Linked DNA regions of Mus musculus: all the other regions are linked to region 2. The links are chromatin loops, found by intact Hi-C in ENCODE. Cell type or tissue: heart. All regions are shown on one strand. Links, peaks and the distances in the headings refer to the core of each region. The heading gives the core; the rest is flanking DNA.

What was found. Hi-C counts contacts between places; a loop is a spot of excess contacts. Peaks named below come from ENCODE experiments on the same cell type or tissue, not always from the same donor. Only the 100,000 strongest peaks of a DNase experiment are listed, where the experiment ranks them.
Region 1: a loop joins it to region 2, with 2.3 times the contacts of the local background. A loop is called at or near these places in 5 of 42 quality-filtered maps.
Region 3: it touches region 2 in a loop (3-fold over the local background); 15 of 42 quality-filtered maps call a loop at or near these places.

The regions. Positions count from the first base shown.
Region 1 is chr15:100,808,225-100,817,996 of GRCm38, reverse strand. Slc4a8 (solute carrier family 4 (anion exchanger), member 8) reads right to left here. Exons shown (of 25, transcript NM_021530.2): 20 at 8,634-8,702; 21 at 7,230-7,403; 22 at 6,323-6,454; 23 at 4,799-4,890; 24 at 3,452-3,547; 25 at 1-2,378. The coding sequence ends at 2,366. It overlaps Gm41401 (a long non-coding RNA gene), which reads left to right and starts at 2,365. Exons shown (of 3, transcript XR_875664.3): 1 at 2,365-2,855; 2 at 8,967-9,039; 3 at 9,510-9,772. In heart, for the core only: no CTCF peak of the experiment used is centred there; a DNase peak (open chromatin) is centred at 9,566; H3K27me3 peaks cover 2,876 bases.
Region 2 is chr15:100,755,893-100,765,648 of GRCm38, reverse strand. It overlaps Slc4a8 (solute carrier family 4 (anion exchanger), member 8), which reads right to left and starts at 3,902. Exons shown (of 25, transcript NM_021530.2): 1 at 3,675-3,902. The coding sequence starts at 3,719. It overlaps Gm52175 (a long non-coding RNA gene), which reads left to right. Exons shown (of 3, transcript XR_003951485.1): 1 at 1-1,026; 2 at 1,123-1,255; 3 at 2,723-2,960. In heart, for the core only: CTCF peaks have their summits at 3,561 (motif pointing left) and 3,993; a DNase peak (open chromatin) is centred at 3,918; H3K4me3 peaks cover 1,453 bases; H3K27ac peaks cover 1,142 bases; H3K27me3 peaks cover 4,123 bases.
Region 3 is chr15:101,038,078-101,047,911 of GRCm38, reverse strand. It overlaps Scn8a (sodium channel, voltage-gated, type VIII, alpha), which reads right to left. Exons shown (of 26, transcript NM_011323.3): 26 at 1,974-8,371. The coding sequence ends at 7,224. Among named protein-coding and RNA genes, the nearest start is that of Fignl2, 11 kb to the left of the region's middle. In heart, for the core only: CTCF peaks have their summits at 1,082, 5,083 (motif pointing right) and 8,044 (motif pointing right); DNase peaks (open chromatin) are centred at 1,131, 3,191 and 5,121; H3K4me3 peaks cover 2,046 bases; H3K27ac peaks cover 985 bases; H3K27me3 peaks cover 7,387 bases.

The DNA.
Region 1 (9,772 bases), core at 1,773-9,772, 51 kb before region 2:
AGCAACCCTTCCCTGATGGTCATCGGGAAGCAACTGGCCACTTAGGAACCCTCCATCTTTTCCCTCAGAGCCAAGGCTTCAATTAACGTGTTCTTGAGTCCCAGCCCCCCAACTCCACTCACACCACCAGCTGACATTACCAGCAAGTCATGACATTAGCTGGCCACATTCAAGACGTGTCTGAGAGCGACCCTTGTCATAGAAGAGATGACCAGTGCAAACATGGGCATGAGGCTCCACAAGTGCATTGCTCAGGGCGGGCGAGAGCAGCCTCCACCCTCCAGCCCAGGGCATAGCTCACAGGAGGCTGCACAAGCGTCATCGTGTGGGAAGAGTAAGTTTCAGTGACAAGTCACTGGCTCCCTCATACGTCAGGGTCCTCACCATTATGTCTCTCAAGTGCACTGAGGCCAGGGCAGGGTGAAGCAGTCATCAGTTTCCCTACACAGAAGGTGGCAGGAAAAACAGAGGAGAAACCAGTCCGGGAAGAGAGGGGTGTTCCCAGAGAATGCAAGCAGTGAGAAAAGACTCGAGTTCCAGAAGTGTGAGGAGGGCCAGGAAGGCATCAAAAACCTTTCCCACTGACAGGCCGGCTCCTAATCCAAGGTGGGCAAGGCTATGCTTATTAAATCTGTCCTCAAGTGACATGCTTGGGCTGTTTGGCTAACAGAGACTTGAATGTCCACTGATTTCTAGGAAACCCACCTGTTGCAGTATGTGCTACCTGAGAGCAAGCCAGGGTGGCTGCTCAGATGGAACGCACATCTCCCATGAGTAAAGACCAGACAAACCCACATTCCAGAGGCCATTCTGGGATCGGAAGCAGGGTCACGTTCATCCCACAGGCCCTGAACAGCAGTGCCCACCACTATTCTACAGAAGACACCGGCTCTGTGTGGCTCGTGTCTGTCCTGTATCAATTGTCAAATATCTTGCATCAATATGGCAGTGGTCCTGACAGGTAGGGAGGAACGGGCAACACGGGGTGGCCCCCGACACCTAAGACCTTCAGAGAAGGACTAGATGTTTCAGCGAGTCTGAGGGGGAGCAAACTGTGATCGAATGATGTAGAGCCTCTTCAGCCAGGAGAGGAAGAGAGCTCACTGTGTGTGTGTGGTCTCTGGACAGAGACTGTCCCAGCTCACTAGTCACAGTCTGGGCACAAAGGAAGGGGAGGTCTACACTTGCTCGGGCCAAAAAACTCATGATAGTTTTGGAACATAGAAAATCACACATATACTTTTAAACTAAGTATCCAAAGTGATGCCACCGCTTACAGCTCATTTCTTCGTGTGGCTTTTACACCTGAGCCAGAACTTGTCAACCAAAAGAAACCCATGATTAGGAAGTCACATGGCTGATGGCGGTTTGGGTCCACCGAGTGGATGATGATGGTTCTCCCGACTAAGGCAGCTAAGGGACATCCATGAGCACTCGGGTCTCTCCAGGGTGTTATAACAATGTCACCACGAGAGGTAGCAGCATCAAGTCAAACAGTTCACACAGAGCAGCCGCAGCAGCCCCGATCCACCTTCCTTCCTACAAACAGCTGTCAGCAAGACTTTCCTAGACTTAAAAAAACAGACCTGGAACAGATCTCCAGGCCTGGAAACCTAAGTGCTTCCATAGCAAGTTAGGCTCCTCTTTCTCTCGTTCCAGGGAAAGATGCTCACACTCCGAGCGCTGCTGGCTTCCCCTAGGCCTTTCCTGACATCAGCTAAACTCCTGCTCTCATGCTGTCCCCGCATCTTCCAAGGACTCACAACGTTATGCCCACTGCTTCTGGAGGTGATGCAGATGACCCCAGGCCAGAGGCAGCTCACTGTGGTGGTTGCTGTTGATGCCTGGATGGTGGAGCTCAGGCAGCAGACCTGCTACTGTGTCTGCCTGTCCAACATCCCCTTCCCAGGCAGAAAGGAAACCAAGGCACAGGCTGCTGGAGAGCCTGCCCTTGTCCTGCCTCTGCCACTACCCCAGGCTATCGTTCGGAAGAGGGAATCCTCTGTGACAGAATGGACTCGTGTGGCTTACCAGGCCAGCAGAGTATCAGAGAAAATGTCTGAAAATGGAAGCTGGCTCTTTAATGATGGCAGCTCTGAAGAGAGAGAAGGAAGAGGAAAGGAGGCAGCGGGAGGCGGCCCCACCATGACCCGACTGGCGCCTGGCTGCTGGTATGTGGGTAGCTGGATGTCCTCCAAACGCACACCGGGAGTGACTGAATGCTTCCATGTGGCATGGCTTTGAGATGACCAAGAACGGGGCCAGACTCAGCTCGGCTTCTTCCCGGAGAGACTCGCCATTTTGTTAAAACCCAGAACTTCTCCGAGGCACCTCATGGTCCAAATCTTCCACTCAGCAGAGACTCTCAGTTGAAGGGGCTGAGAAACAACGTCACAGTGAGACAAAGTGCGCGCTCTTTCTCTCAGCACTCCGAAGATGCTACTTGGATCTGGCTGTATTTTAAGTTCATTTACAAGTAGACTAATTCTCAACTAAAAATAACCACATGTGTTATACATCCCCACAGCTGCCTGGATTTTCCTCTGAGGGAAGCAAGATTCTGTGTTCACTCATGTTCAGCTCAGATCTATTTTAACCCATTCAGTGAAGAAGCTGCCACACCATGTGCTGGTGGGCACGACTCCGAGGAGCTCTCTGCTCCTGGAACAACCTTGATAGTACCCCCATCCTGCAGCTGAGCTGAACACCAGGAGCAGCAGCCTGCCCGGTTATGTGCGGAGATAAAAGCAGGGCGGGCCAGCTTTCCTGGTTCCTGACTTGCTTGTTTTTTAACAAAAACTGTTATCAGTATCAAGACATTGGAGTTTTGCCTTCATTTCTCTGATGATTTAAATGTAAGTAGTGTTTGGGCCAAAATCAGTAACTTATGCACTGCATTCCTTTAATGTAGGCAAAGCCACCTCCAATTTTCTTTAATAATCTGATTATAACTGATCTATGCTGTTATTATACAGAGAAATTTCTTTGCAGAATAAGAAAACTGTCATGTTTAACAAAACTCTCTTTTCAGAATCTAAGCTAAGTAGGTTAAAGTCTGGGCCAATACTATCATATTGTTTATTAGTGTTAACAGTATTGATCCAGGTTTTTAGCAGCTTTCCAGTTTTTGTTGTTGCAGTAACAAGAGACAAAAATTCTGAATTGAGAAAGATCCTCCCAGTGGATTAAAGGAGTCAAACGGTAAAGCAAATTCATATCCCAAAATAATTACAGCCTGCCCTTGGGACCGGAGTGAGGGACGGCTCAGAACAGCCTGTCTCCAAATATCTGGAAACTTTTTATTTTTATTTGCCTTACTGTAAGGTTAGCAACAGTTCTGTTACTTACTAGACAAATTCAGTTCTACAAGCAACATACATTTTACCTTCAACAGTATCGCCAATTTCCAAAAAACAGAAGAAAATGAAAGACAAACAAGAGCTCTCCTTACCTTTTTTCTTTTGTATTTCCGGAATTTATGCTGAGAGCCTTCCAGACCGTGGTTTTAGGCATTTCATCTGATATATTAATCTCAGAAGGGTCACATCTGAAATCAAAGCTCAGGCAGTGAACTTCAAACACAGAAGGGAGGGCAGGCACAGCCCTGACACCACCCCACCAGAAGGGAGAGAGGCCAGAGGATGGAGGGGTCCAGCTCTGAAGAGGCAAGGCAGCCTTTGAGCAGCGCTAAGGCTGTAGGCTGGCCGATGCCCCAGGTCATGGCGAGCTTCCCAGGGATGCTGGCACCAGTGCTGCTATGTGGAGGGCGCTCTTTTACATCCACGTTTACATAACTGAATCTCTCCCATTTATAGTTTACAAAAGAATTTCATGGTCTATTAGCTTAGCACTCATAGCAAAAGAGATCGCTCATAATCCTCATTTTGAAGGTGCTAAGCCCGAAGTCTTCAGGGCTGAGTGCCCATCAAGACTCAAACAGTGGCAGTGTCGGGACTCCAACCAGGATCCTTGGTCCCAGAAAACGGTCTCCTGAAATGCAGAGAGACTCCTGCACCCACAGGAAAAGGAGCCGATCCTGCTTCACTGCCAGAGACTTCAAAGGTTCCTCACAGCCCACGGACACCTCCTCAGAGACCACAGAAAAGATTGCCTGATTTATCCATGGTATAAACTACATTGAGTCTCATAACTCATCAGCTAACTCCCTGTGACCCGCTAGGCTCCACTCTTTAGCTCTCCTCACCTCTGGGCTTCTTCAGCCTGGGTGTGCAGCCTCCCAGCAGACATCGAGGTCAGGGCTGAACCACATACAGGGCTCTCAGACCCTGTGCTTTGTGGTGAGCAACAGCCTTGGTAAAGAACGAGGACTGCCTGGGCTTCGAGGTCAGCCTCTCCTTGGCTCCCTGAATTAAAATGCTGTAACCCACACGGGAGAGACCTCCTGCCTGTTCCCAGAGGCAGGCCTGGGTCCAGGCATCTCAAACCCACCAGCTGAAAACTACTGGAAATGCACTTCTCACACTCTTGGACTCAGTAAAGTGGAAAACAACAACTTGGGGTGGAGAAGTGGAGAGATCCCACCTGGAGCCTGGCCGTGTGTTAGCAGTGCTGTGACCCTGGTGTATCAGCTAACTGCAACAGGAGGAAGTGGACGGGGACAAAGGCATCCCCTCCAGTACACCCTGACATGGGACCAGGCTCTCAGAGCAGGGCACGCCACAGGCGTTTGTTCCTACACAGTGGAATGGATGGATGGAGGTGGGGCCGGCTGCACTGCTCCGCAGGGCAGTTTCTCGCAGGAACCCTGGCGCAAGCTGGCTGGTACATGGCGCTTTACCTGAAGCTGCTGCTCTTGCCAGGACTACTTAGCAGCTTCCTGCTTTCCAGGGGAAACTTGTCACCCCCAATGTCCAACATCTTCTCGGCCTCCTGGAAGAAGGGGGGGGCATCATCAGGTCCAAAGGAAACTCCTATCCCCAAATTCCAAAGGAGAGAGCATGTGTCTAGAAACAAGCTCAAGCTGGACTATACAAGGATTGCTAAAAGCCCACAGACAGCGTTTCCAGAACACCTCAGCCCTGAGGAGGCCGTTTCCAGTGGGTACACCTGTGGATGCTAGCGCCCAGGCTTCCCTCCCCACAGGCACCTGCTCTGAGTTACAGCAAGGTTTCCCTTTTCTCTCGGCTCTGGCCTCTTCAGAGTGACCATTTTGGTGGTTTCTTTACTGCACCCTGGCTTACAACTATATCTTCTACCAAGTAAACCAAGAGTCTTCCCGCCTAGTTTTTACCACCAAGGTGTCAGGCAGTTTTCATTCCCACTCATATAATTAGGTCCCTTCCATGGGCTCAAGGCCTCAAATAACAGAATGGAACAGCACTGAGAAACGGTAAGAACCCAAATGTGAGGGCATCCTTAGAGCCAACGACCAGGTACAGGAACACGGGGCACAAGAACATGCCAGTGTTGCCAAAAAAGAATGTTAGGACTACCTGACGACAAGGAGGCCGTGTGTGTGTGTGTGTGTGTGTGTGTGTATGAGAAAGAGAGAGAGAGAGAGAGAGAGAGAGAGAGAGAGAGAGAGAGAGAGACTATCATGGCGATAAAACACCATGAACAAAAAGCAAGTTGGGGAGGAAAGGGTTTATTTGGCTTACACTTCCACACTGCTGTTCATCACTGAAGGAAGTCAAGGAAGGAGCTTAAACTGGGCAGGAACCTGGAGGCAGCGGCTGATGCAGAGGCCATGGAGGGATGGATGCTGCTTACTGCCTTGCTCCCCATGGCTTGCTCATAGAACCCAGTACCAGCAGCCCAGGGAAGGCACCGCCCACAATGGGCTGGGCCCTCTTCCACAATTGAGAAACTGCCCTATAGCTAGATCTCTTAGAGGCATTTCCTCAACTGAGGCTTATTTCTCTCTGATGACTCTAGATTTTATCGAGCTGACATAAACCCTGCCAGTACTGAGAGAGCTGGAAGGCCGCTCTTCAGGCAGCAGCTGCCTCGGGACACTCCCAGCCCTTTCTTCTTGGCCTGGGGTTTTCATCTTGCTGCATGGCCTTTCTGTGCACACTCAGGCCATAGGCTCCAGGCCAACTGCTGAGGGCGGTGAAGGACAGAAAGTCCTGTGCAAGCTGTGTTTGCATGAAGCCAGCCACAGCACCATCCGCAACAGGTGCACAACCAACCCTCTCAGAAATGATGGATTTTATACTCTCAACAAGTCGGAGCCTCCCGAAGGAAAGAAGCCCTCAGTGCGACCCTCGGGATCCCAGACACGCCTGCCCCCTTCCCACCCAGCCTGCCCTCCCTCTAAAGAGACCCTGAACTACAAGGCGGGAGCCAGACCAGACTCTACCTCCTCCTCCTTCTTCTTCGCATCGTCCAGCTTCTTCTTTTTGCTCTCAGGCATGAGGTCGTCCAGCCAGCTTAGCTCACGCTTGGAGAAGCAGAGATCCATGACTTTCCTGACGAAGACCAAGGCCAGCACCTGAGGAGAAGGAAGCAGGCTGGAGAGTGAGCCTCCCCCACAGAACGAAAGCAAAATGATTCTCTGAGCAGCCTGGGACATCCAAGCAACACCGGGCTCGTGAGGATCACAACGGTAGCCGCTTACTGCACGTCATTAGCACTCGGCACCCAGCACTGAGGCTTTTTACGTTATTCATGCATTACATTATTTTATTCATTTTTCTGTTTCCATATACTTTTAAAAATATGTTTTATTTCATATGTATGTCTGTGTATGTACTATGTGTATGCCTGGGGCCTATGGAGGTCAGAGATGGGGTCAGGTCCCCAGGAACTGACATTTAATCAATAACATAAATGAGCAGAATATCCATTTTTCAAACTTAAGGAAATTCTGACACATGAGACAACGTGGGCAACGGGAATAACCCGGTGCCGTGTGATGCACCCAGGATAACGGGAGCCACAGAGACAACGCCGGACTGTGGTTGCCTACGTGCTTGCAGGGAGGGAGAAGGAGAAGGGGCAGTTCACAGGGTCTGGAGTTTGTTCTGCAGGATAAAGGTCTAGAAATGGATGCTGCTGGGGATCCCACAGCCGTGTGCTGATCCCAGTGACCCACCCTTAAAAATGGTGGACACAGGAAAACCTGTGCTGTTACAGTTACCACATCCTCAAGAACTGCATTAATAATCTTTAATAATAAGAGCCACACTTAGCAGCCTGGCTGCACACCTTTAATCTCAGCACTCGAGAGGCAGAGGCGTGGTCGGGGACCAGGAGCCTGACCTTACCATCATTGGGAAAACAATGGCGGCCGGCGATGCCTTGATGACCCAGAGCAGGACGAGGCAGGTGAGCTGCACTAGCGTGAACAGGTGCACCTTGCGCAGCGGCACGTGCCGCAGGTAGATGAAGTCTGGCTGGTGTTTTGCAGGCATCCCGAAAAGCTTCAGACGGTCGAAGAACTGGAAGGAAGGACTAGCATTGGTGTCTGGGTGGTCTCAGGCCGGAAGCCTCCTTAAGCCCAGACATAGCAGTTTACCGACTGCTCAACAGCAGCCAATACTGTTCTACTGGAGAGAAATGGGAACAGAGTTGCGAAACAACAGGCAGTCTGGTCATGGCAGTTAGTGGAAGTCACATGACTTGGTGAAACCACCTTTGATAACTCCACGCACAGGCTGCTTTCTCCTCTCCTGCACTGCAGCTTCAGAGAGCAAGCTCCCAGGGAAGTGACCCCAAGCCAACTGCATCTTTGTGCTTACTATCAAAACCGCTTCCATCCAGCAGTGGTCACACATACAGTAGTTACAGATAGGCTAAGGCAAGGACAGCCTGGGCTACACAGTGACTTCCAACCCAAACTAAGCTACAGAAGAAGACACTGTTTCAACAAATCCCTTCCCCCCAAACCCCCAAGTCCTGAAACCCCAACTCTCTTGCTTGTTCTCTGAAGTATGTGATGGATAAGTATGTCGACAGGATCAAATGAGACCTCTTAAAATTCTAGATAGAGGACTTATGACAGGCTGGAGCCAGCAATATGGCTCAGGAATAGAAGCTTGCTGAGGCACAAACCTGATGATCCGAGTTCAAATCCTGGGGTCCACATAAAGGTGGAAGGAGAAAAACAACTCCACAAAGTTGTCCTTTGACCACAACATGCACGCTGAAGCGTACGTGCCTTCCACACCCATCTCACACACTCGCGCGCGCACACCCCAGCACCACCACGCCATGGCATGCATGTGGAGGTCGGAGGACTACTTGTTCCAGCTGGTTCTCTTCCACCACAGGTCCCCAAGGATGGAACTCAGGTCGTCCGGCTTGGGAGTAAGCTCCTTTCCCGCAGAGGCATCTCGATGCCCCAGTTTACTGCTTTGGTTACTGACTAATGTTTCAGGTTCAGGTCTACAGGAATCTGGCAAAGCATCCCTAGTTTAATACCGAAAAAACCACTGATTAAAAGTGATTGCGCTATGACATCAAGCCAAGCCATTCTGGGAGCCAATACTCCTGTTTCAACATGACCATATTTTGCACCTCATATCTGAAGACATTCCTTGGCCAAAAGGCAAGAAGGGGAACTAATTTCTCAGGAACTGGCTAGGCCTCCCTTGGGGCACTGTGCCTCTCTGGTCAGGACAAGTGAACACAAGAGTAAGAGACATGGCTGCCGCTGAGCCACACGATACCTGGATTCCTTGTAGCGAAGAGACTCCCATGTAGAGGAAAACTCCGTAGAGCACTGGCATCGGGATAAACTGCGGAGAAAGGCACAAGGCAAGAGCTGTGGCATCCCGGCAGCACTGAAGGGCAGCAATAACGACTCGGGGTCTTGCTTAGAACTCGATATAGACCAGGCTTGTCTCGAACTCACGGACACCTGTCCGTCTCTGCCACCCAAGTGCTGGGACAAAGGTGAACACCACCATGTCCCATCTATATAAATGTTAGATTCCAAAAATGAAACAAAGCCACGGAGAGTCTCATAAACATTGTCTTTGTTTCTGCTGCCTCTCTTTCAGCTGGTGTGGAAAGAAAGCATGCGCTGGTAACATTAAAACCATTTTGTTCTGAAATGAAGTTATTACCTATACGGTAAGTCATAGGCCTCATGTCTCCTCCCTAGGTTATGAGTAGACATCGGGGACACGCACACGCATACACATGCATGTACTTGTGGTCACATTCCTAGTCATGTGCACATGCTCATGGTCACGTGCACACACACACACGCACACAGACATCACGGATGTAATTTAAATCTTTCTATAGCCATCACATCCCCAGGAACTTTGTGTATTTTGACACAGACTAAAAATAAATTCATGCCTTCTGACCTAAGACTTGAGGGCAGAGGAGAGGAAACGGGTTGAGAACATGTTGTTCACTGCGCTTTTTAAAGCGTCCACACGGCATGTGAACAGGGCTTTTCTGTCACATCTGTTCAACTTAGAGAAATCGTCATGCAAGTGTGAGCTGGAGAAACAGGCCTCCACAGCAGGGGGGTGGGGGTGGGGGGCGAGAGTCACAGCTCAAGGCTGAGCTCAGTTTCTGTTGTTCTCCAGGCTGTCCTCGAACTCGTCGTGTACACAAGGTCCAGCGATGTCCTTAAACTTCTCATCTCCCTACCTCCATCCACATGCGCCAACTGCCAGGCTGCTACAATTCTGAGGGCCCAACCCAGAGCCTGGTGCTGCCCCACCGCGTCCCAAGCGCCTAGCCCCTCAGTCTGCTTCCATCCGTGGCTAAGGACAGCACACTTCCTCTCAGAGTTTGAAAGGCCACACTGGACTTTGCTGCCCTGACCCTAGAGTGACATTTCCGTTTG
Region 2 (9,756 bases), core at 1-8,000:
ACCTCCAGGGCTTACTCAGGGCCAGGTGCTCTAACACGAGGTTACAGCCATGGGATGGATGCTCTGCATGGCTTCTGAGGGCGCAGCCTTCAGAGAGAGATGGCTCGGCCCTTCTAGAAGTTTACACTTCAGCTCACCACATTTCAGTTTCTTCATCTGAGAGGTAGGAATTGTAATGGTGTATAATTCTCGGAGCTACAGAAAAAGTGAGCTGATATGAGGCTAGGAGTAGTTCAGTCACAGAGTGAGGCCGGGTTCAACCCTCAACATTGTAACTGAAGAAGAAAAGGTGACCATGAGATGAACGGAAAGGTGAACCTAGTGGTGCCTGGAGCTCAGAAAGCAGGCAGTGCCAGCAAATAAAGGGGAGTGTGGGGTAAATGCAGACAGGAGCCTGAGTGGTCCATAAGGGGTGAAGGCCTAAGGACCCGTGGCAGGTGGTGCCTACAGGGAGCCTGAATGTTCAATTCTGGTGAAGCTACAGGAAGCCAGCCTAGAAGGTCAAAAAGGAATTTCCTCAGTGGAGAGGAGAGGAAAGATCCCATGGCTAACCTGAGCCAAGGTACAGGACGTGTGGGTCAGCGACCACCTGCAAATTCTCTCGTGAACATCCTGCTCAGTAGACCATGAGGAGAGGCACTTCTGTCTCTGGCCCACGAGCCCTTCATTTCCAGCAGCCAAGCACTGACCGGACACCAGGCAGAGTTAGAAAGGACCATCTCTTCCGGGGCCCCTTGGAACTTCCAGCTAAGGAGACAACAGGATATGAAGACAAGTACACTCACACTCACTCTTTGCTGGGAAGGAACACAAGGAGAATCCTATGGATATCTCTGACTCAGGGGTGGAGGTCAGGAGACACAAGTGAGTCATGAGGCAGAAGAGTGTCCTAGAAAGAGGACGGATCCCGAGCTGTGAAGGAACACGTCATACCAAAGAAAGGCAAAGGAAGTCAGAGCTGGAGGCCATGGTCAGAGTGGAGGACTCCAGGGAGACTGGCCGAAGCCTTGGCCATGTCAAACCTTGGTAAGTATGGCCGAGTTTGGATTTTATTCTAAATTGCTCAAGAGGCCATTGGCAGGTTTTGAGATAAGACACGATGTGTTGTATTGTGTTTCTAAGCCCCCTCTGGATGCCGGATGGAGGGCAGCTGTGGACAGTTACGTCAGAAGGTCCGGGATGGAGTCAGGATGTGCAACTGTGGTGTCTTGAACCTCTGCTCTCAACAACTCAAACAGCTCACCTGCTCTGCAAGGTCCAGTCCCTCCCTCGGGCGGGCTCAGGAGGCGTGGTCACAGAGGGCGTGGTCACTACGGTGACCGCCCATTGGCTAACTATCCCTTCAAACCCTTGCCATTCCTTTCTCAGCCCTTATTCTCCTCCCTCCCTAAATCTCAAGTTCCCTTACCTGACCTCACAGCCCTTTTCCAGCCCACTCCATCACCCACTGTAAAGAACACACTTACAATGTGTGCAGACACAAAGGAATCAATTCTACAGGCCACTAACAGAACCCAAGTGTTACTTGATACAGCCAGCACACATTCTGCAGGTTATAGACAGATCTCCTCACACACACCCTAGCCTGATCGGGACCCCATCTTCTGTCTCAAGCCCCCTCACCAGTGACAACTCTTGGTCCTCGGGTAAACACCAGCTTCTTCAGCAGGGGCCACGGTGTCTCCCTATGTTACTAACCCAGAACACACCTTACATTCATTCCCCCGTGGCTCCTGTGGCTGCACCACACTGTCCTTCCAGAACCTGCTCCACATCTGCCACAGGACGTCTGAAATTCCTGTTCTGTTTCCAAGTTCTTCGACCTCCCCTTTCCTTCAGCTGATGTTCACTCTTCAGACCTTTGCCCAAATTTTCTTCATTAGAAACCTCTCCCATGGTCTGAGTCACGTACCCTCTCACAGGGCTGTCTGGGACACTGCCGAAGCACCTGAGTTTATGATGACACATTTCCTTTATGTAGTTTTTGTTGTTGTTTGGTTTTGGGTTGTTTTTTTTTTTTTTTTTTTTTGAAACAGGGTCTCATGATGTAGTCTATGCTGACCTCAAACACACAATCCTCCTGCCTCAGGAGGACTAGGACTACAGTGTTTTGTTTGGTTGACTTTGGGAAGCAGGGAAGGTAGAGTGTTTGTTCTGGCATGAAGACCTGAATCCAGACTCCCAGGACCCGTGTTAAAGCATACCAGCATTCGGGGCGGGTGAGAGGACCTCACCATAGGCTGATCCCAAGGGCTCATGGCCAGCTGATGTTCAGTGTAAGAACATGTATGAATAAATAAGGTGAATACCAGATATCAAACTCTGGCCAGCCACCACATGAGTGCTCGGGCACACACACACACACACACACAGGCATCCACACACAATTCTTACTTCTAGCCAGGGTATGGCTCAGTGGTAGAGCCTTTGCATAGCAAGTAGAAGGCAGTCCATCCCCAGAACCGCCAAAGGCAAAAAAACCAACCAACCAAACAAACAAAAACGCTAATTCTCCTTTTCTACCAGCTGGAAGAGGCAAGAGCATGGCCTATTTTTGCTCACTGTCTCCCAAACAAAGGTTGACTATAACATAGCATGTCATAAGATCAGATGGGGAAAGGTTTTCCAAGATCTTAGATCTATTTTTGTGACTGGCAAGCAAAGGCTACTTGCCGGGAAGAGGGGCAGGGTGTGTCATGCCCACTTCATTCACCACATGCAGGAAGTTCTCCATGCCTCCTCCCAGAACCCACTCCTGATGTCAACATGGCATTTGCTTCCAAGACCCGCCACCCTTCCTGCTTCGGTACTAGTCTCCGGCTCAGCTCCCTTCCCTCCTTCAAACCCTCTTGGCACAGCAGTAACCACACCTGATCGGGTTTCACAAGAAAGCCGGTGTGAGAATTCAAAAAGCTACTACTCACTGGATATCACACAATAAACTGTGTTTCACGGAGTCCTTAAAACAGCCTTGTGAAGTAAACCGTACACATATTTCCATTTTAATAGATGGGGAAACCGAGGTTCCAAGAGACAGGTAGCTTACTCAGATCGCGAAGCCTATGAGAAGCAGGTTGGAACCTGTACCCACTGACCCTTCACACCTAGTCCAATGCTTCCTAACATTAGCCGCCCCTGTTGTTCTAGGTAAGGCTGGTGGTGTCGGCGCTGTTGACACCTCACGGCTCCCCTGGTTCATGTGCATCCATACCCAGAACTTGTCAGCTGTCTGGGCAGCACGGAGGGATCCACAAAGCCGGCTACATTCTCAGGGCTGTTCCCAGCCTCCCGGTCTTTGCAAGGTTTCCTCTGAGTCACTGAGGAAACAGAGTCAAAACACAAAGACCCGCGCAAGGTCCCTGGATTCCCTCTCGTCCACCTACAGCATAACTAGGCAAGGCCAGAAGCCGGTGTGGGCCGCCAACCGGGACCCGCGGACAGAGGTCACTGCTCCGGGACACCGGGCAGCCGGCGACGCAGGGGATGCTGCAGTGCCGGCGGCTCCGGGCTCGGCCCAAGGTCACCCTCCCCGGCCACCCGGAGCGCCCCCTGGCGTCCCGTGCGGGCCTCCCCCCTGCCCTCGGGGACACGCCTGGAACCCCGGCTGGGGCAGGAGCGGGGCGGTGGGCAGAACACCGAGGCTGAGCCGGGGAGGAGCGGGAGGCGGGGCCCACCTGATAGCTGAGGACGCCGTCCGGCTCGTTGCTCCCGGCGGGCATGGCCGGGCGGAGCCTGGTCTCGCCGGTAGGTTCCAGGTTGAGCTGCAGCAGTCCGCGCCCTGTAGTCCAGTGTGAGACGATCGCACGCGCAGCGACCCCTACCCTGGATCCAAGGATCGGTCAACCATCAACCGGCGCCACCTTCATAGCCATCAGCCCGCGAGGCGCCCGCAGCAGCCAATCAGAGGGCGCCCCGAGCAGCCAATCAGCGCGCGGAGCACGGGAGGACGCTGTCCGGCGGTACCCTGGGCTACCAGGAAGAAGGGAGGAGGGCGCCAGAGAGCCAACCCCCTCCCCGCGCCGGTTGCCTTAGAAACCGCCTCCCCCCTTAGGGGGCCTCCGGGCTCCGAGGTCCTTCCTACTGCTTGCTAGGAACTGAAAATCCCTGCCTCTGTTTGCAGCTGCACCTGACTCTTGGGAAAGTGTCAGGTTTACCTGTTCTGATTTTATTCCTCGGAAGATGGGTTTTAAATTAATAGAAAATTTCCCTCCGAAACCAAGATGGCAGGAGGAAGTAATGAGAAGAGAGAGCCTTCTAAAATTACTTTTAACCCTTGAGTTAGTGGCCAGATTGAAGAGCGTTAGAGAGCAGCAGACAGGAAGCAGTCAAAGAGGCTGAGACTCGGGTCTCCCCAGTCTAAGACTGACAGCAGACAGTGGGGGTTGAGCTGAGGGTGATTTCAACGTGTCCAAAAGACATACTGTAAGACGAATTATTGTTCAGCAGCGGAACTAACCGATCTGAGGCGAGGTTGGAAAGTGAGGAGTAAGGCATTCGACTTGATCTGAGTTTAAAAGGAAACAGAGTAGGTTAACCATCCGTAGCTTGAGAGAAAGAAAGGGGCCTTTGTCTTCTGTCTCCTGAGAGTGGAGGTGAGTCCAAGCCATTGAGGGGAAAGGGATCGTGGCAATCAATCTCAGCCTCTGCCAAAACTGCAGAAAGGAGCATGACCCAGTACATGTCAAAGTTCAACCCTTATGGTGGTGCAGGCTCATCTAGCCCTCAGGAGGCTGAGGCAGGATAGCAGCAAGTTCAAGCCTGCCTAGACTTCCTGGTTAGACCTTATCTCACACAAAAATATTTTTTTTCAATCTCCACATATCATCAGTACACACTGTAATCAAAATAAGAAACAAGATTGGGCCTTAATGTCTCTGGAGCTGGGGAAATGGCTCGGTCTAAAAAGTTCTTACCATATAAGTGTGAGGAGCAGAGTTCAATCCGCAGCACCTAGGAAAACTGGGTCTGGAGGCAAAAGCTTGTGATCTCAGTGCTGGGGAAGGTAGAGACGGCAGAGTCCCCGGAGCTTGCCAGCCAGCCTCAGTCTCAACCAATCCATGATGAGCTGCAGACTTGGTGGGAGATTCTGTCAGAGAGTGCTGGAGAGACAGCTCAGCAGCTAAGGGAACTTGTTGCTGTTCTAGAGGACCTGGGTTGGGTTCCGGGTCCTCCATGGAGGCTCATAACCATCCAGAATGCCAGTCCCAGGGAATTTTTTCATCTCTTCTGAGCTCCTCAGGTGCAAGAAATAAATGTAGCACACAGACATAGATGCAGGCAGAACACCAATGCACATTAGAAAAAAAAAAAAATAGCCTCGCAGTGGTGGCACACACCTTTAATCCCAGCACTTGGGAGGCAGAGACAGGCGGGTTTCTGAGTTTGAGGCAGCCTGGTCTACAAAGTGAGTTCCAGGACAGCCAGGGCTACACAGAGAAACCCTGTCTTGAAACAACACAACAACAACAACAACAACAACAACAACAACAACAATAGTGGAGAGCTATTGAGGAAGGTGTCTGCCATCAAACTCTGGCCTCCACATGCATACTTATACATGAGTACACACATAAATGTGCACATGTACACACTCACACACGCATGTGCATGCATGCACATCATTTTTTAAATAAGATTTAAGTATGTGATTACACTGTCGCTGTCTTCAGACACACACCAGAAGAGGGCATCAGATCCCATTACAGGTGGTTGTGAGCCACCGTGTGGTTGCTTGGATTTGAACTCAGGACCTCTGGAAGAGCAGTCAGTGCTCATAACCCCAGAGCCATCTCTCCAGCCATCACTCACATCATTATTTTTGATCATCTATAAAAGGAACCTTGCCTGGTTATCATCTCACAACGTTTTTTCTTTCTATGCCTTTGTACTCCACATAGCTTCAGAGGTTGCTAGGCATCTAGAAGATTGCAAATATATGTATGTTTATTTCAATCTATTTATACATGTATTGAGGTTCAGCGAAATGGCTCAGCAGGTGACACCACTCATCACCAAGCTTCATTATCCGAATCTGATCCCCCAGGACCTACACGATGTAAAAAGAAACCCACTCTTGCAAGCTGACCTCAGACCTCCATGTGCACAGCACGGCTTGTGCGTGTGCGCACACACCTGCCAGGGTGAAGAGAGCAAACATCTCCAGTCTGGGGCCAAGATTTGAGAGTGGTAACATGCAGAGTAGCCACAGTCGGTCCAACACGGAAAACAGTAGTGAAAAGAGCAGTAGAAAGAAATGTTATAATTAGAAGATGTTCTGGTAAGGCTGGAGAGATGGCTCGGCGGTTAAGAGCACTGACTCCTCTTCCAGAGGTCCAGAGTTCAATTCCCAGCAGCCACATGGTGGCTCACAGCCATCTGTAATGGGATCTGATGCCCTCTTCTGGTGTGTCTGAAGACAGTGACTCTGTTCTCATATACAAAAAATAAATCTAAAGGAAAAAAAACAGTGGGGTGGGGTGGGGAAGCAACTCGGTGACAGTCATCCCAACCAGTCCTAGTGAAGGGCACAACTCTAGGTCAGCCAGGTACTCAGTACAGACTTGATGCTGAAGGGGAGCAGGAGGCACACTTGGGAAGCTGGACAGGATGCTGGAGGCTTTGAGATCAATCTGTCAATATAGGGAGAACCCTGTAAGCTCTAAACTCTGTCTCTTTTTGTTTGTTTTTTTGTTTTTGGAGGCAGGGTTTCTCTGTGTAGCCCTGGCTCCTGGAACTCACTCTGTAGACCAGGCTGGCCTCAAACTCAGAAACCTGCCTGTCTCTGCCTCCCAAGTGCTGGGATTATAGGCGTGCGCCACCACATCACGCCCAAGGCAACTCTTATAAGGACAACGTTTAATTGGGGCTGGCTTACAGGTTCCGTGGTTCAGTCCATTATCATCAAGGCAGGAACATGACAGCATCCAGGCAGGCCTACATCTTCATCTAAAGGCTGCTAGCAGAATACTGGCTTCCAGGCAGCTAGCCTTAAAGTCTACTCGCACAGTGACACACCTACTCCAACAGGACCACACCTAATAGTGCCACTCCCTGGGCTGAGCATATACAAACCACAACAGCTGGATAATAGATTCAAACTTTACTTTCCTTGTATAATAATGATAATAATAATAATAATGATAATAATATTAGCCGGGGGGTGGTGGCACACGCCTTTAATCCCAGCACTTGGAAGGCAGAGGGAGGCAGATTTCTGAGTTCGAGGCCAGCCTGGTCTACAGAGTGAGTTCTGGGACAGCCAGGGCTACACAGAGAAACCTGTCTCAAAAAAAACCAAAAAATACACACACACACACACACAAATATATATATATATCATGCCATTAAAGGTTTTAGGGAGCCATCCCTCCAGGCACCAGGGCCTAGTGAAATAAATGTGCCATTTATCGAAGTAGTCATAGCATCTCTGTTATTTCTCGGTCTCACTAATGAGAAAATTGAGTCACGGAGAAACCAAGCAACGTCTAGGTCAGGCAGTCACTAAGCAGGGATTCAATCATTATTTGTTAATTAAAATGGCTTTACTGAGAGCTCTGTATCCTGTGTCTTGGGTGCTGGACAAACAGCAATGAGAAAAGCTTCCCCACCCCCCAACCCCCCGGAACTCGGAACTTAGTGAGGAGACAGGAATCAAGTAGAAGAGACCACTGTAAGCTATGGCAGCTACTGTGAAGGCTGTGACAGAACGAACACGGTTACACCAGAGAGGGCGCTCTGTGGAGCCAAGGACAGCCCAAGAGTCCAGCGTGTCAAAGAGAGCCTGTCTGGCTCAGGAGTTCCTGGGCAACGTGCAGCTACCAGAAGGTGGGATGGATTACAGCACAAACCCAAAGCAGAGTGTTCATTAAAGATGGCTAAAGGTGGTGGCCAAAGGGAGGATGTGCCCAAATACCTAACTGTCCCCACAAGACAGATCTCAGCCACCCACGGAAGGAGAGGGCAGGGTAGGGCAAGGATTTCCAGGAGTCCTCCCTAGATCTGGTTTCCCTTTAGCTGCAAAGAGGCAGGACCTGTGGCCCTTGAGGGTCAAGTGCGCCATCTTCAGGCCAGTTATGTGAATTACAAAAGTATGCCAGGAGCAGAGTCTGACACTGCAGGCTCCTCTCCCAGGGCTCATTTGGTCTTCCCTTTCCAAGCCATACAGACACACACAGAACCACCGGGACAACTTCACCTGATCCAAGCCACAACTCTGTGAGGCAGACTGAGATAGACTCTGATCCCATTTCACAGATGAGAAGCTTAAACTTAGCGGTGTCAGTTGACCCAGGTCACCCACCCAAAACAGCAAGTGCACAGAGACAGAGACGCTTGGGCTGAGGTCAGCCGTATCTGACCCCGGAGGCCACGCGTGGGCGTCCATCCTTCCCTCGGGATGCCTGGGAGCTTCCCTGGCTTTTAAGGCCCCGCCTCATTGGTCTTCCCGAGCTCGCCTCTGTTCCTCTCAGCTCTTTAGTGTTGGTGAGTCTTACAGTCCGGGAGGAGGAAGCAGGTCTAAACTCCTGGATACACAACAAATCTCTTAAGTCTCTTTCCAGGTAAATATACAAAGCCCAGGAATTTGCATAGTGTAAACAGACATGGCCAGGGACAGAGTGGCTCTGAAGAGACTCTAGAAGGCTAGGCCATCGGTGTGTAAACACTGTAAAGTACACTTCACACAAATTAAGATGGCCACCTAGTCACTCAATGTTCGAATCCTAAAGTATGACAGTTGTTCATGTTTCACCCTCAACCAAAGTCTTTATGTGTGGGAATGTGTGTGCATGTGTGTGTGAGAGGGAGTGTATTTGTGTAAATGTGAGTGAATGTGTGTGTGCATGTGTGTGAGTGTGAATGTGAGTGTGAATATGTGTCTGTGAATGTGTGTGTGTGGATTGTGCATGTGTGTAAAGTGTATGAGTGTTATAGTGTGTGCATGTCTGTAAAGTGTGTGGTTGTGAATGTGTGCATGTGTGTGTGAGAGGGAGTGTATTTGTATAAATGTGTGTGAGTGAATGTGTGCATGTATGTGCATGTGTGTGTGAAAGTATGAATGTGAATATGTGAGTGTGAATGTGTGTGAATGTGTGTGCATGTGTGTAAAGTGTATGAGTGTGAATGTGTGTGCATGTGTGTAAAGTGTGAGTATGAAAGTGTGTGCATGTGTATGTATGTGCACTGTGTGAGAGGGAGTATATGTGAATGTGTGCATGTGTGTGCATGTGTGTGAATGTGGATGTGTGAGTGTGTATGTCTGTACATGTGTGTGAGTGTGAGTGTGTGTGCATGTGTGTGTGAATGTATGTGCATTGTGTGGGAGGGAGTATATGTGAGTGTGTGTGAGTGAATGAGTGCATGTGTGTGCATGCATGTGAGTGTGAATGTGTGTGCATGTGTGAGTGTGAATGTGTGAGTGTGTGAGTGTGAATGTGAGAAAAAAATGACAAAATGCAAGAAACAAAACATCTGAGAAAATGTTCTGTAATTGCAATCAATTTTTTTTTCATCAAAAGCTTCTTATTTTGTCCATCAGTTTTCGTCTGTCCCCATCCTTGGCACCCAGCCAGGGGTTCCTTCCTCACTCGCATTGGGCTCTCCAGCTGACCCTATATTGGACTTTATGTCTGAGTTGTTTGTTTGTTTGTTTGTTTGTTTCCTTTTTGTCCAGTAGTGAGGAATGAACTCAGGTACACGGTACATGCTAGGGGAACACTCTACCAACTGAGCTACATCCCTAGCCCTTCCTGTCCTTTT
Region 3 (9,834 bases), core at 882-8,881, 280 kb before region 2:
TGTGTGGATGGGGGAACTGGGAATTTGCTCAGATTTAAAATGAGGGTTTAGACTAGCAGTCATACGTGCTAGCAGGCTAACAACCAGGCATGGGAGACCTTGACTGAATATGGACGCTGATAGTGAGCAGAGGGTCCAGGGCTTCTGTTAGAGGGCAAAGGGTGGTAAATGAATTAGAAGAGGTTGGGGTATCAGTGGGGTTAGAGTAGGCACTTCAATATAAGGTCCAGATTCCTACCCAGTTCCACAGCCATTGCTGTGGGTTGGGTCACCAGTTCCTGCCCTCCATAAGGTGGAGGGGGTGGGAATGGGGAGCTGCAGGGGTGGGGGAAGGAGAGCTGCTGGGAACCTCGTTCCTCTGGACCCTGAGCAGTCAGATCTGCGCCCCCCCCCCTAGCTGAGTTGTCTCTGCCTAGAGCGTTCAGCTTTCCACAAAAGTTCCTCGCCTCTACGCCACAATCTCCAGTCTTGCAACAGAGCCTCGGCATTCGAAGCCCCTCCCTCAGGCCGAGTCATGGTGTGGGCGCTGATCCTGGCCCTCTGTAACCGGTTGCTGCCCCTCACGAGCGCGCTGGACGCCATGGGCCCCCACACAGCAGTCCGCCTGGCGGAACTGCTGACCCCCGAGGAGTGCAACCACTTTCGTTCACTCCTCGAGGTACCCGAGCCCGACCTGGACAAGGAGTTGGCCCGGTTATCTGAGGACTTGCTGGCGACGCCCGAGCCACCCGCATCCCGGCGTGGGGCGCAGGACTCGGTGGGACAACAGCGGCGGGCGGCAGCGGAGCTGGTCCGGCTATCTGCGGACCGGCGGGCAACGCCCGAGCCACCCACACCCTCGCTTAGGGCGCAGGACTCGGTGGGAGAGCCGCTGCGGGCCACAACCGCGCAGGCTTCGGAGGGGAGGGAGGGCACATCCGAGTCCAGTGAGGTTTCTGACCGCTGCCGCGAGGCGCTGGCAACCTGGTTGGCCGCTCAGGCTCCGTCCCTGTCGTGGGACCGCGTGGCCCGAGCCCTACGGCGCAGTGGCCGCCCGGATGTGGCACGGGAGCTGGCCAAGAACCTCCACCAGCAGGCGACGTTGCAGCTGCGGAGGACCGGCGCAAATTACCTGCAGCAACTCCTGGCCCCAGCCCCGGCCCCGGTCCCGGTCCCGGTCCCCGCCCCCGTCCCGGGTCCCGCCCCCGGTCCCGCCAGGGTCCCTGTCCCGGCTCCGCGTGCTCGCCGCGCCGCCGCCCCCGCGCCTGACTGGGACAAGCTGGATCTGATCATGGAGCGCCTGCCGCAGCCCCCGTACACGCGCAGCCTCTCAGCCTGGGTGGGGCCGCTGGCGCTCGGCCTTTTTGCCGGCTTCCTGGGAGCGCTGTGCACCGGGGCGCTGATCACCGTGCTCACGCTGTGGATCACCGGCGACAACCGCGACGACGACCCGGCGTGGCCTCGTGCCCGCGGCCAGGCCGCCGCCTCCCGGCCCAGGCCGGCTCGGACGCCCTGCAGCTGGGAAACGGAGCCGCTCCTGCCTCGGTCCTGGGCGCCGCAGCCACCCTTGCCCCTCTGCCCGTCTCTGTGAACCGCTTGACGGCGGCGCACCGCTATAAAGTTTCCTAAAGCGGAGGAGGGAGCAGTCTGTGGCTGCTTGGATGGAAGTGGGGACAAGGGAGCTGGCCCGGGGTCCCCAGCGTTTCCCAGCGCCCGCGTGCCCCTGCTTTTGGATACTCTCTCGTCTGTCTGCTGTGTACCAGGAAACTGCTCCCTACTCCTTAGAGTCACAGTTGGCCTCTTGAACTGGAGTTGTGTGACTTGCAAGGCCGCGTGCCCGCGCATAGCACCACTCAGTCATTCGGGCCACTTTCCCACCCACCTCTGAGGGACGAGTCAGCCCTACCTGGAAACCAAACCCCGGAGTGTCTGTTGCCAGGGAATCCTAGAGTTAGGGGCCTGGAGCGAGAGAGCCATGACAGAATGACAGGCCATTCCAAGAGGAGAGTTGAAAACAAGATTGACGTAACCCTTTATTGCAAATTCTAAAGTAAAAAGATGTACAGTACAAAGTAAAATTGAAAATCCAGACTATAAACTTCCAATCCACTTATACATTCTCATTTCTCAAGCATTTCTGCCATTTCCGCATTAACAGAACAGGGAACGAGTGGAGGGGTAAGGAAGGAGATACAGCAAAGGGAAAAATCAGAAGAATCACAAACCCCAGAAGCAAGTGCAAGGAAAGACATTTCTCGACCTGCTGTCCTGGTGATGAGAAGCGGGGGGTGGTGGAGCAGTGCAGTTTAAAATGGCTCTCAGAATAGCAGCGTTTATGGTACTAGTTCCTCTTCCTCAAGTCCAAAGAATACTTTGCCCTTCCCTGGCGCCTTTGTCTCTGTATCTCAGAACGCTTTACAAAACATCTAGTTAAAGCCTCACAACACCCCTGTGAGGTAGGTCAGTATTATTACCCCCATTTTACAGATGGGGAAACTGAGGCACAGAGAGGTTAAGTGACTTGCCCAAGGCCACACAGCGAGCCAGTGGTCAAGCTAGGGATGGAACACAGTTCTGTCCCTCTTCTGGAACCACTGGACCACGCTCCCCTTTACCTATGTACATTCTTCACACACACACACACATACATGTGCACACCTGCCCACTTCACCCCACTTAGCCTCTATGTACAGCAAACAGCAGTGGGGTCAGGGGCAGGGGTGCCTCAGGAGTGTTTTAATGGAGGAAATCTTGGCAGTCTTGAGAAGAGGCAAGAAGCACAGGCCGGGGTGCAAGTCTTGTCCTCTGAACCCAGACTTCCTCTTCTCCTGACCCCCCTGGCTGACTGACGGCAGCTAATTCTTTAGGGGGCGGGGGAGTACCTGAAAATGAAGGAAGCTTTTTGCAAAACTTTGGGCAACATCTGAGAAAAGAAAGAGGCATCGTTCCAGAAGATGCCCAGGGTTCAGGTCACCATGTCCGGACCCATGGCAATTTCACCTCCACAGAAGGCCTGGAGGCTGGAGCTGAGGGACAAGGACAGGGACTGACCTACCAGCCGACTCTCTCTAGTTCAGCTACTAGAGTGGACTAGAGTGGGCACTTCAAGATCCTCCTGAGTGTTCCTAGACCAGGAGACATGGCCTGGAGAGGGATGTCCCCAAGGGATGCCCCCTCCCCTGCACAAATGTGAAGGGGACAGCCCCAGTCTGCCGGTCTGATAATGGGAGTGGATGGAAGGCAGGGCCAGCACGAGCTGGTGGACTGGAAGCTGCCGGGCAGCGTGCTTGCGCTAGCCTTGGGAGGTGGGGGGTCAGGAGAGGTTTTTTTTTTTTCTTTCTTTCTTAAATCATAACCATGAACAAGGCAGAAGTAAGGCCAGACCAGCTAGGTTGGTTGAAGTCATCTCTGGGGGGCTCTGCTGGGTGGAAACGGTGAGGGAGGGGGGTCCAGTCTAAGGGGTAATGCCACATGCAATCAGTAAGCAGGGACCTGGGGGGTCAGGACCTGGCTTTTCTCTGCAGTACCTACTTAGAATTGGGGGGGGGGGGCTCTGTTTTCCTTTCTCCTTCCCCAAAGCTCCAGGGTCCCAGTTCCCAGACCTCAATAACTGGAAAGTCAAACAGACACACAGCAAGACGGGCTTCCCTTGTGTGGTTAAAAAGGGCCGTATTTTTTGTTTGTTTGTTTGTTTTGTAAATTTTGTTTCCTTTTGGCTAATAGTGATTTACTTTTCTAAAGATCAGGTATCGTTTAGGGCAGCATCAGGCTCCATGCACTCACTAGCACACTATGGGTCTCTTACAGTTTACGTGGGTTGTGGTGATGAGAGAAGCCCTTTGGGCACTCTATGTCGCTTCAGGGGCCCTGAGGGGGAGCTTGTCTCTCTGTGCGCAGCTTCAGATGCCCAAGTGGCTCATTTCCAGATGGTGAGAGCAGATCACTCAGACTCGGCTTTCCTGCTCCCACCCTCTGCCCTGTGACTCCCAGCCTCTCACCCTAAGCCACAGGGAAGTTAAGGAAGAAGGGAGTGTTTTCACACAACCAGTAGTCATGGCGACTACTGCTCAGGGGCTTTGGCTCTGCGTTTTAAATGAACAGCATCACATGACTTTTTGCTTTTTTGTCCTTTTTATTATTATTATTATTATTTTTAAAGGAGGATCGTGGAATATAAATACTGCACCAAGGACCCGGCTACAAAAAATAAATATTTATATTATATTTATATATCTATATATATATGTGCAGTGGTACTGGCTGCTGCCGCTCTTTGACAGGCTTCATGAATATTTGGCAAAGCCCTGCCACTTGCTCACGCAATGAGGACGCAAAACAAAACCAAACCAACCAAAACCTGCCGTAGCTGATTCTTTAAGGTTCGATGCCTGTTAACTGCGGGTGTGAACTGCTGGTGATGGTGTGGTTCACAAGAAAGGATCATGGAGTGGGACAGAGAGAGCGAGGCGGGCAGAGAGTGGCTGGGTGGACAGATGGAAGGTGAGGGGCATTGCTGGGAGAGGTCTGATCAGAGTGAAAGTTAGAGCAAGCAGACTCGGAGGTGGCTTCTTCCCTGCGAGGCTGTTGGAGGGTGTGAGAAACTGAGGCACAGCCTGCTGGGCTGGGTCAGGAGCTGGGGTAGGAGGGTCAGATCTAATCGCTGAACATTACTAGCATGGCGCTTGGTGTTCCTAGCAGGATCAAATAGCTGTTGCCCATCTCAAGATCTAAGAACAATGATTGAGTTTAGCCAAATCTTGCATAGAAGTGGTTAGAATTTATTGCACATTGGAACAAAAATATATATATATTTTGTTGTTTTGGAAAATACCATTAGCAATAAAAAATTTTTTGTCTGTCTGTCTGGTTAGGGGTATACATTGGCTGACAGCTTCTAAATTCTAAGAAGAAAGGAAAGTATAAAAAATAAAAATAACCATGACAATGGCGTAAGCCAGAAGCCATTTCCTATTTAATAAGTTAGTAATTTGTATTTACAAAAAGGCATGCCAATAAAATAAAATTATATATTACAGTATTTATAATTCTCTTAAAAAGAATAACCACAGGTCAGCTCCTGTTTTGTGCTGTTTGCGATGTTGCCTGCAGGTGGCGCTCTAGAATTGTCCTAGCTGTGGTGACACGGACACACTCTCTGAGCTGGGAGAGTTGGACAGTGTCTACCGGTCCAAGAAGATAGAAAGCTCTGCTCACTGACTGGCTGTGGTTTGTTCTATGCAAAACTAGTCAGGTGGACTGTGAGATTACATCCAAAGTGCTTCTACTGCAAGGCGGACTGGTGCATCTGATGTGTCTACTGATGGGCCACTCGATTCCCTCCATACTATGCTCAGGGAGAGTTTGTGTTGATTTGGTTCAGAGAGACTTTCTGGCATTCGAGTGCAGCATCTTGGCTTTGAGACCTTGTGGTCAGCTGAGACACCCTGGACTAAGAACTGTCTTCTATAAAGTGGGGGATGGAATGGAAGATATGACGCCCCTCTAGAAGCCATCCCCCAACAACAGTGGGCAGGCCACTAAGCAGAAAGCAAGGTGAGCTGAAAGGAAAGGCCAGGGGAAGCTGTGACACCCTAAAGAATGACTACTGAGTCCCTTTCTCACAAAAGCCGTCGTAGAAACAAGACCAAGTGGGCTCTGTCCAGAGGCAGCTCCATCTTTCCATCAGGTCCTGTTAGAGAGCGTTATTCTACAAATGGAAGAGCCTACAGCCTTATCTCAGCCAACACTGCTGTCCTTGCCAGCCCTGAGCGGCTGGGAAGGGGAGCCCTGCTGGCTGGAGGGATATGGCAGAAGCAGGAAGAACCGTGCAGCCAGGAGCTTGTGACAACCCCTCTGCAGGACAGGGCAGTTCAGAATATCTGAACCCCTTTCCGTATCTACCTGAGCCTGGAGAAAAGCAGACAGACATGACACTGAATGCAATAAGCACCCCAAACCCCCCACAAGGTTTCTGTAAGCCCCCCAAAGGCCCCCTAGAGGTAACATGCTACAATACATAGCACTTTTATCTCTACCCCAGGGTCAGTTCTCCAGGATGAAGGCTAAACAATCAACAGGATATTGCAAGATACAAATGAACTCTTTTTTCTATTAGTATTTTTCTTTTTTTTTTCTTTTTTCTTTTTTTTTTTTTTTTTAGCCCTAGGATTTGGTTTTACAGTGACATTAATAGTACAAGCCATTCGGGGCCAGAGTCTCCCCATGTATTGGACAGAGCAGCAAAATGTACGACAATGGCTGTATGTCAGAGATGTCTGTCAAACATGTATATGCAGCGGATCCATCTGCTTGTTTGGTTGGGTTGTTTTTGTTGGTAGTGGTCAATTGGTTAATTATGTCTCCCTACCCAGAGGTGTATGAAAGACTTGTACACTGAGAGGATTGCAGCCGGTATGGAACTCTTACCATTTCTCCAAATACAGTGAACAGTGCAGGGCTGGGTCCTGTCCGAAGGCTGAGCCAATGCGAGGGACAGGATTGCTAGTGTCTGTTGGTGTATGGACCTCATGCATGACTTCTGAACACAGCATGCCATCATGCAAGTCATTTCTACGCATTGAACGAGCACAATATTTGGAATTGGCCTGAGCAAGTCCTCCTCAGCCTGAAACCCTGATTGTTTCCCCCACCGTCTCCAAACCATGTGCCACCCACGTGGAGAAGATGCTGTTATGTTAAAGAAACAGACGATTAGTGACATAGGCTGAATGTGTGTGTGTGTGTGTATGTGTCTGTGTGTGTCTTTGTGTGTCTGTATGTGTGTGTGTTTCTTTTTGCTGCTTAGCTTAACTAATGTAAGAATGCAAATATTGTTTGCATGAACAAACAAACTTTTAAAGTGATGCTTTCTGCTTCTGAGAATCAACAAAATGAAAAAAAAAATAGAATCCATTTGGCTGCAGCGGCGATCTGCTGGTCCTGGCAGCCGCCTCTGTTTGTATCCTGTTAAGTTTACTCCTAAGTTGCATTGACCGAGTGTGGAACATGCAGTAACGTCTGCCCAAGCGATAGAAAAAATCTGTGAGTCCAGGGAGCAGGGTCCTTTGTCCCCAGCAGGTCACCGCTCAGGATGCAACCGTGTCACGTGTAAGCAGACTATGTTTGGTATAGGTCTTCCAGTACAGCATCTCCGCAGCTGCTCTGTGTCCGTGAGATTCGGAAGTTTGTAAACAAGCTTTCACTTGCCCGTGTTCAGCCAGCGTAAGCTTCCCTTACCCTCTCCTCTAGCACTTGGACTCCCTGACTTCTTTTTGCCTCTTGGCTCTTTCCCTCCTGCCTTCCTCTGCCCGCTGCTGCTTCTCCTTGTCGGGCTTTGTCACGCTGTCGTAAGAGGGGAGGGAGGCTGTGGACGGGGTGCTCTCCTTCTTCTCTCGGTGGGTGCCTCCATTCTCCAGCTTGTTGGAAGTGATCTTTCTGCAGATGAAGCCCCGCCTAGCCAGGTGTCCCCTGTAAGCACGCTGCAAGACCACTGCAGACACCTCTTCCTGCTTGCGCCGCAGAGTGGTCGTGATAGGCTCGTAAGACACTTTGGAAGGATTGGACGCCACGAACCGCTCCTCCATCTGCTGCCGCAGGATGTCCAACTCCCCACTGTCTCCCAGGACTCGCTTGGTGAAGGCGAAAAGGATGTCCAAGCAGTGGATTCGATCTCCGCTCACCATGGGCAGGTCCATGGCGATGAGCTCGATGGTGTTGGGCTTGGGTACTCGGAGCGGATGCTCCAGGGCGTCGGCAAAGTCGGCCAGCTTACAGTACTCGATGAACTGGGTGGCATCAGGATCAAACTTCTCCCAGATCTCATAGAAAGTCTCGAAGTCGTCCTCGCTCAGAGGATCGGCGCTTTCCTCTGTGGCTACGCTGAAGTTCTCCAAGATGATGGCAATGTACATGTTTACCACGATCAGAAAGGAGATGATGATGTAGCTGACGAAGAAGAAGATGCCCACGGAGGGGTTCCCGCAGTCCCCTTTGAAGCCACTTCCTGGGTGCTCCTTGTCCAAGCTGCAGTCAGGGGGGCGGTTCAGGATTGGCAGCAGTAAGCCATCCCAACCAGCAGAGGTCGTGATCTGGAACAGGCAGATCATGCTGTTGCCAAACGTCTCGAAGTTGAACATGTCATCAATGCCGGCCTCGTGCTTCACGTACGCGAAGTTGGACATCCCAAAGATGGAGAAGATGAACATGACCAGGAAGAGCAGGAGGCCGATGTTGAACAGGGCGGGCAGCGACATCATTAAGGCAAAGAGCAGGGTGCGGATCCCTTTGGCGCCCTTGATCAGACGCAAGATGCGCCCGATGCGGGCCAATCGGATGACGCGGAATAGGGTCGGGGAGACGAAGTACTTCTCAATGATATCAGCCAGGAACATTCCTGAGAGAGGAACAGAGGATGTGATTACTGGAGTCGGGCACAACCCTTCCCTCCTCTTACCGTGCAGACGCTCAATGGGCCGTGTAGAATGCACAGAATCCTTGTAATGAAACAATGACATGTTCCAAACATAGAAGCGTAGAGAGCACAGAAAAGCAGAGACCGTGTGCTCAGTGAGCAGGCTTATCCGTGGCCAGCACGGGACCCGAGGGGCCTCCGCAGGCCTCAGCGGTTTTAGTATTTTTCTAGTTTTACTACGTGTGAATTCATTAACAAGGTGTCCTCTACATTTAGGAAATGGCACAGGGCTATCTTTCTGTATCTCTATATTTAAGATGTTAATCGGTTTTGTCTGCAAGACTGGTTCCTCAGATAAAAATGGCTTTTGCATTATCCCTTCCTATGGCTAAAACAAAGCAGATCTTTCCTTTCCTGCTCAAGGATCCACTTTTTCAGCACGTGCATATGCAGCTCTCAAATATTCTCCACCAGATTTCTAAATCTACGAGCAGGGAGTGAGACACTCCCCTGTGACATGCTACCCTTTGGCTTCCTGTCCTAATTACTCTGCGGATGCTCTGACTTCTCAGAACATCCTAGTCTTTGTTTCTCATCCCCCATCTCCATGAGAGAGCTTGCCTTGGAGACTAAAGTGGGCTGCCCAGGGTGGCTACTGCTTGGTGCCCCAAGATTTTTGAACTGAAAGCTGTACATCAGAAGGGTTTCAAAGCAGGGAGCATGCAGGCTGGGGTTGGAGGCAAAGGTAGAGGTGAAGTGAACATCTGGCTCCCCTTTCTCTTTCCATTCCTGTGACTCAGTTTACACAGATAACCTGTCTTAAAACTAGGGAGTGACTGGGGGGTAGAGGCAGAGGCGGGAGCTGGGGGTGGTGGAGGCAGGGAGAGTCCAAGGAAGGCCATGGAAGGAAGGCCAGCAGCGGGAGGTGTTCTCTCTACATCAGCCCTACTTTCTGCCTTTTAAGGGCCAAGGAGACAAGATGAGCACCCACTCACACGAAGCTTTTAACCAGGGAAGTGTATTGAGACTTCAGCTTCAGAACTCAAAAATCTCTGCCCTGATGGTTTTAAGCCAGAAGAGAAGGGCTGGAGAGATGGTACAGTGGTTAAAAGCCCTTGTTGTTCATGCAGAAGACCCAGGTTCCAATCCCTGCACCCACATAGTTGTGCACATCCTACCCATAACTTCAGTTACAGGGGCTCCAACAACTTCTGACCTCCAGGGCATTGCATGCACATGGTACACAGCTATACATGCACACAAAATAATAAAATAAAAATTGGGGCTGGAGAGGTGGCTCAGTGGTTAAGAGCACTCACTGCTCTTCTAGAGAACCTGGGTTCAATTCCCAGCAACCACGTGATGGCTCACAACTGTCTGCAATTCCTATTTTGGAGAATTCAACACCCTCTTCGAACCTCTGTGGATACCAGTCAAACATGTGA